2 separate regions of the Homo sapiens genome follow, and region 2 is linked to region 1. A link is a contact called in ENCODE Hi-C or POLR2A ChIA-PET data. All regions are on one chromosome and are shown on one strand. The core of a region is the stretch at or near the end of the contact, and the rest is flanking DNA. Distances in the headings are between cores, read along the strand shown.

What was found. Hi-C counts contacts between places; a loop is a spot of excess contacts on that map. ChIA-PET counts read pairs that join two places held with the same protein, here RNA polymerase II (POLR2A). Pooled maps may share reads with other maps.
Region 2: a map of MCF 10A shows a loop between it and region 1 (4-fold over the local background). The contact joins two enhancer-like sites. A Hi-C loop is called at or near these places in 7 of 168 maps with a recorded cell type or tissue (Caco-2, GM12878, IMR-90 and 4 more), 16 of 37 single-sample maps with no recorded cell type and 18 of 50 pooled maps. POLR2A ChIA-PET finds 5 or more read pairs at or near these places in 3 of 52 experiments (HCT116, IMR-90 and activated CD4-positive, alpha-beta T cell).

The regions. Positions count from the first base shown.
Region 1 is chr11:12,154,548-12,157,955 of GRCh38, forward strand. All of the region lies in intron 2 of MICAL2 (microtubule associated monooxygenase, calponin and LIM domain containing 2), which reads left to right. Among named protein-coding and RNA genes, the nearest start is that of MIR6124, 7.4 kb to the right of the region's middle. Within about 2 kb of position 1,649, at least 7 of the 41 ENCODE cell types and tissues checked have a DNase peak (open chromatin) inside an H3K27ac peak, as active enhancers do.
Region 2 is chr11:12,279,031-12,282,458 of GRCh38, forward strand. It overlaps a transcript of MICAL2 not described here. Among named protein-coding and RNA genes, the nearest start is that of PARVA, 97 kb to the right of the region's middle. Within about 2 kb of position 1,946, at least 3 of the 41 ENCODE cell types and tissues checked have a DNase peak (open chromatin) inside an H3K27ac peak, as active enhancers do.

The sequences.
Region 1 (3,408 bases), core at 399-2,898:
CACTGTTCACATCTGGCTTATTTCTCTTCTCCTACAGACACTAGACATTATTTTATGGAGTTGAAATTGTATTGACTTTCTGGATCCATATCCTGCTCTTTTCACTCTGCATTATGGCATAAGCATTTTCCCATGGATTAAATGTCTTTATAAATATTATTTTTAAAGGACTGCCTGATACTTGTTTGGTTGTACCATGACTTATAAGACCATGCCTCATTTGATACTTGTAGACTCTCCAAGCCCAGAATAACTTGAGAGACAATAGAAGTTAACTGATTTAATTTACATAGCAGCTTCAGAAAAGGAAGACCATACTATTTCTGTATATATGGCTCATATGGACTGGGGCTAAGAGCATGGATTTCAAAGTGAAATGGCCTGGGCTCATTTCACAGCACCCCTACTAGCTGCCTGCATGATATGGAGGCATTTACTCACCTCTGTAAAGCTGTCTTCTATCAAACAAGGGTGGTGAAATGAGACAGGATGGTAAAGGCCTGGTACACTGTGAGTGCCCGCTGTCAGTGTCCTCACATGGGCGGTGCAAGCTGAGGGCTGGGCTTGAACCCAGGTATCCTCATGCCTAGGCCAGAGTTCTTTCCACCTCAAAGGCTTCCCCTGTTCTGGAAGGTCCTTGAAGAGAGACAGAGCTTGAAGAGGTACAGATGAAGATATGGAGTGCTGGCTAGAAATCCTTATGGAAAATTTTAAATATATATATGTATATGATATATTTGCATACTCACCACACATACATGTACATACACACACACGCACATATACACATACATGTACATACACATGCTACATATACATGTGTATTTGCGCACACATGAATACACATACATATGTGCTCACATATACCATATATACACAAACATGCATATATACACACATGCACACATATACACATACATGTACACATGTATACCCCTGCAAACATACACACGTACACATACGCATATACACACATTCATACATATATACACATATGCACACACATACATACACACATGCACACATATATACATACATGAAATAATCACACATGGCAAACATAGTTGTGTTACAGAAAAGGAAGATAGGCAACTTCTGCAATTACTTCTCTCTCTCTTTTTAAGGCCTTTGCTTTTTGCAGAATAAAAATGAAAAAAGAAAGAAAAAAGTCTTACCTCCCCCACGTCCACATAGACGTGTTTTGAGGATTCCTTAGGTTAACACTGGTGAGAGTGCCTGGGTGGTACTGGGCCCTGATGACGTTGGCTTCCTTCTGCCATTCCAAGCACTGTGACTGGTCAGCATACAGATGTTTCTTGATGCCAGGACGGGAGGCCTGGAGGGTGGGCACTGCCTCATTGGGACCTCCCGGCGCCTGGTACTGTTGAGTGGCTATAAGAAGCAATGGATGAGGTGAGGAAGGGGGAATGTATGAGGCGCCTTCAAGCTAGACCAGTGGAGTCTACTAACTATTGAAAAGGAGTGGGGAAGAGGGTTGGGGCCAGAAGGGCAAGAGCCAAAGAACTTGGGTTCTCAGTGAAGGAGCGGGCATAGAAGGCCAGGGCCTGCAGTGGACCTGGGGTCTCTCCCCAGCACTCCAGCCCTGAGGCTGTGTGGCAAAAGGGGGAAGGTCTGGGCCCTTGCTACCTCCTGGAAACTTGGTTGAGCTTCGTGGTGAGTCTCTTGGGTGCTCTTTCATTGGCCTTTCGTAGTAGGGGTTTCAGACAGCATGTATAAGAGGACTCTCCATGTGTGCCTTCAGTGTGCATGGAAAGGGGCTTGGGCTTCCTGGAGGTGATCTCAAGGCAACACCCAGGAGCAATAGAGAAGGCTTTGGAGAAGTGGAACTTATCTTTCTGGGGAATGACTAAGAAGAATTATTTCACTGAGGCTGTCTTCCAGAGGAGGCAAGGGTGGAGCAGGCAGCCCCAGGAGGCAGTACACGCTCCTCTGTTTGTGGAAGTGACCGAGGCCAGGCTGGGGACACCTGGATGGAAGGAGATTACCAAGAAGACAAAGTGGCCCTCTCAGTCCCTTCCCTACCCTGGAAGTGCTCCTTTTGGTTAAATTGGGTGCCTAGTGCCCTGGTAGGTGGAAAGCCAGCCCTACCTGGGCCAGGTGGGAAGATGGGGTCTGTAGGCCCCACCTGGGAGCCAGGTGTTCCTGCCCATGGTGGGCTCTGTGGGGATGCACCAGGTGTGGAAGGCATCTCGCACTGCTGAGCCCCTGGCTGGCTCCTGCCTCATCTCAGGTGTTGGATTCAGATGGCCATAACTGAAGGTCTTCTGTGTGCGAGAGTTAGAGCTGGAGCTTTTAGTTTCCTGAGCACCCTGCGAGTGTGGGGGGAACACCCCACTTCATCGCCAAGGAACCTGGGCCTTCCTCCAGAGCTCCTTAGTGACGTAGAGCTGGGAGAGGGTAAGTTTGAACAGGGCTGCTTGGCAGTATACATGGGTTTTGTTTTTGGATTGCATTGACCTTGAAACAGATTTTGTCTGTGAGCCTCAAGGGTGGGTTGAAAAATGAGCTTTTCTCCTGGGCAAACTGCTGCTTTGTGGGAAGGTTCTGCCTAGTGTCCACCCCCATATCTCCTTAAGTTTGTATAAAATCCATCATTTATCAAAACCCTGGTTGCACTGTCTGATATGCCATTTGGGAGAAGAGGCTCAGGGAAGGCAAGAGGCATCAGAGTCCTAAATTTGAGGGCACCTGCAGATCGGGATGGGGAGGCTCCTCCTCTCATTTGGAGAGGTGCTCAGGGACTCTGCATAAACCTTGAGCTTGACTCTCAGATTTTGTGGGCTTAGCCCATTACCAATGCTGTTGCCTGCAATCTGGGGCCCTTAATTATAATTTTTAGCAGCTAGAGGCAGGGAAAGGAAGTTGCTTTGTGACTCATGAAGTCACATAGGCAGGGGAGCAGAAGAACCACAAATAAGAGACTCCACTTGGCAAAAACCAAATTGCTTCAAGGCTATTCTTGGAAACTTAAAGCATCACATCTTGTTTCTTCCCAGAAAATGCAGAAAGCCTCATATTTCTGGCTAGTTGGTTTTATTTCTATTGCATATCAAACCTCAAAAGGGCAACAGCTGGGTGGTGGTTAACAAGGAAAACTTTAATAAGAGCTAGTTACCAGGATCCTCTGATAAAAAAAAAAAATCCTGACTACGTTCTTTTGGGGTGAGGGGAAGGATAGCCACCAAAGGTTTTGCACTCCAGTTCTCTGGAAGAAAGGTTTGAAGCTCAGAATCACTGAGTCCTTCTGAGTGCTAGGTCAGCCCTTCCCAGTTCATTCCCAGCACTGTCCTGAATTCTGTATGTTTTCAGTTCATTACCAAAACTACTTTCTATGAGGTTCCCTAGTTATACATGGGAAACTAAAACCCAAAAAATAAATGAGTTGTC
Region 2 (3,428 bases), core at 696-3,195, 120 kb after region 1:
TTCCTGTAGACAAAGAAGAGCTGGGCTCAGAAGAGAGCTCTGGGGCATTTGAACATTCAGTAGGCAAGTGGAGAAGGAGCTAGCAAAACCCACTGGGGAGCAAAGGAACCAGGAGATGGCACGTGGTGGAAGCCAAGAGAAGAAAGTGTCTCAAGAGGGAGGGTTTGGTTCTCTGCATCAGAGGCTGCTGGAGAGCCCAGTCGGATATGTATAGAGAAATGACCTTTGGACTTTCCAACGGGAGGCTCATTGTTAACTTGGACAAAGTGGCCTCGGTGGAGTGAACGAGTAGATGTGGGGAGAACATGAGGGGAAAGCAGGGACTGCAGTTGTAGACAACTGGCTCGTCAAGTCTTGGTCATGCAGACTCTGGAATGGGGCTTGGGAACATAGGCTTGAGCATCCCACAGGTGATTCATTCTGATGCCCAGAGAAGGGAAATGACCTGCCCTGGATCACACAGCCTTCAGAGTCTTCTAAGCCTCCACGTAGGCAGGCCTGTTTCCATAATAACAGGCAGAAACCCAACTCAAACTAGCTTCGGTAACAAAGGCAAATGCATCGGCTCGTCTGACTGGGAAGTCCAAGGGTGGTCCTCATTCAGGCAGGGCAGGAGCCAGAGTCTCAAACAGCCCCTCTCCCTTCCTGCCTCTCTCTCTGCTGCTTTTACAGCCATTGGCAGAGAGGCTGTCTCCACACATGGAACTCGGCTACTGAGGGTCTCAGACCGTATCCATAAATTCATGTCCTCAGGTCAGGATGCCAAGGCAGGCCTCCAGCTGCTACTCCCACATCACATACTTCCCTCTGGGAACAATCAGTGAACAGGACTGGGGCACCATGACCAGCCAGGCTTGGGCACTCTGATGGATAGGGGGTCTGCCATAGACACAGGTGGACGAGTGGCAGTGACCTTGTGGAAGGAACCCTGCTGGATTTCCATGTACAGAGAGTGTGTGGATATATATAGTTTCACTAACACATCACTGCTTGAGCAGTTTTGTACTTTCCCATCCTGGAACTGCGTGTGCTTGGGCTGCCCCTCTGTCTAGGACACCCTGCCTCCACTTCTTTGCCACTTGAATTCCAGTTATTTAAGGCCCATGTTAAATACCACCCACCCCTCACCCCCACCCAGGTAGAATTTTCCATTCCCTCATCCATTCCATGGGGAAGAGAGCAGTATTTAAATGCCTGAAGTTTCGGGACCAAGTCCCTAATGATGAGCTTATCTGACCAGAGAGACCTTAGGAGTCATGCTCCGGGGCAGGTGCAGGTGAGCAGAGCAGGCTTTATTCAAACAGCTCCTCATGCATTGCTGGGCCCCTTCTGCTCTGAGCCAAGCCTGTATTGTTCTGCTCTGGCTGCCATAACAAAGCACCACAGACTGGGTGGCTGAAACAACAGAAACGTATTTTCTCACTGATTTGGAGGCTGGAAGTCTGAGATCAAGGTGTGGGCAGGGTTGGTTCCTACTGGGGGATTGGAGGGAAGGATCTGTTCCAGGCCTCCCTCTTTAGCTTGTAGATGGCATCTTCCTGTTTGCATAGTGTTTTCCTTCTGTGCCTGTGTGTGTCCACATTTCCTCTTCTTAGAAAGATATCAGGTGCATGGGACAAGGGCCCAGCCTAACAACCTCATTTTACCTTAATGACCTCCTTAAAGGCCTTATCTCTAGATGCAGTCATATCTGAAGGTACTTGGGGTTAGGACTTCAGCATATGAGTTTTCAGGAATACAATTCAACCCATAACAAAGTCCGAAGCTGGGCTCTGGGCACACAGGACTAAGCCCAGGCCCCCCAGGTGCGCTGGAGCAGTCCTGGGCAGGACGCAGTGTGGGTGTGTTGGGGCATGGGTTCCAGGCCCCCTGACTCACCCACCCACTCCTTCCTCCTTCCAGCTCTGACACAGAGTCTGACTATGGTGGCAGCGAGGGCTCCCACACAGAACCCTGTGAAGAGAAACCCTGGCGGCCAGGATCCCCGCATCTACCGCACACGTCCCTAGGGGAGGCCCTGAGCAGGGCAGTCTCTCCACAGTGCCCTGAGGAGCCCAGAGCTGTGCACGGTAAGCAGAGAGCCCACCAGGCTTGATTCTGGGAAGTGGGGAGGGAACAGAGACCCCCACAGCTGAATTTCCCTCTTGGAGGACCAGGTGACAGGAAGCCTCGCCCTCAGGCTTCAAGGCGGTGGGGCTAGGACCTTTGGGGAGTGGGACGCAAGTGGCAGTGAAGGGACTTGAACCAGGCCTGGCTTCCCTCTCCATGAGAAGCTTTGGAATCCCAGTGGGGAAGACATCACGGGGACTGGCTGGCTGTGGTTGGTCACAGGCTGGCAGGGATCAGGGGCCCGCAGGTCTCTCTTGCCTGGAGTGATCGCTCTCCTGCCTCCTGTATGGGCACCTCCTTAGGGGCCCCTCCAGCATCCCATAGCCCCTGAGGGAAGGGAGCTGGGTCCAGCTGCTGTTGGACAACATGCAGCCCTGGATGGCATCATCTCCCTGGGACCACCTGCACAGCACCGGGGCCATTACCAGTGTTTGGGGCTTGTGGGATGCACCCAAACTTCTACACAACAATTAATACACTTTTACTGCATACCTGTAATGGGCCAGGACTTTTCCCATACGTGTGGTCATCCCAGGATGACCCTGTGGGGTAACTAGTGCGAAGCCTGTTTCACAGGTGAGCAAACAGGCTGAGTGGTCTCCCGAAGTCTCAGCCAGTGCTGGTGCCACCCTCCAGCCACCACTGCCCAAGCTCTGGCTTACTAAGAGGTAGCTGTCTTTAGCAGCCCAGCTTGTGTTTAATACAAAGTTGACCTGGAACTGAGTGTTTTGATTCAGTCAACAATTTGGGACCAAATCGTCTGATTTATGGGTAACTTCTGGACGAGCCTGGGAAGAAACAGTCTAACCTGACGGAAACTTGCTGCCCAATGGCCCCACAGCCTTAGTTGCCCTGGGAGAGCTGGAGCTCAACTTGTCCTGCATCGCCACCTGGTGGTCATGAGCAGAATTGCCACCTGGTCCGTGAAATGTTTTCAGGAGTGATGGTTTCCCAGGAAGACGAGGGCTGGGGCGGAAAGAACTCATATAGATATTTTTAAATCCTGGAATTGTTGAATTTACTCTAGAAATGTTGAATTTTACCCTCATTTTTTAAAAAAGTGACACTTTTTAAAAAGGACAGATTATCATCCAAACACATTTGTTAAGTACCATTTGTGGGGCTGTGCAGAAAGGCTCAGCACTGGCACTGAACTGAGTACTCTCCTGTGCCCAGCTGGGTCCAGCCCCACCTCTGGTTACTGCGTGGCCTTGGTGTACCCTTCCATCCCCCTGGGCTCCAGCTCCCCATTTCCAGATATGAAGTTGGCCTGCCTTTCATCCCTTCCCTCCATTTCCCCTCCAATTGCCAGACGGTTT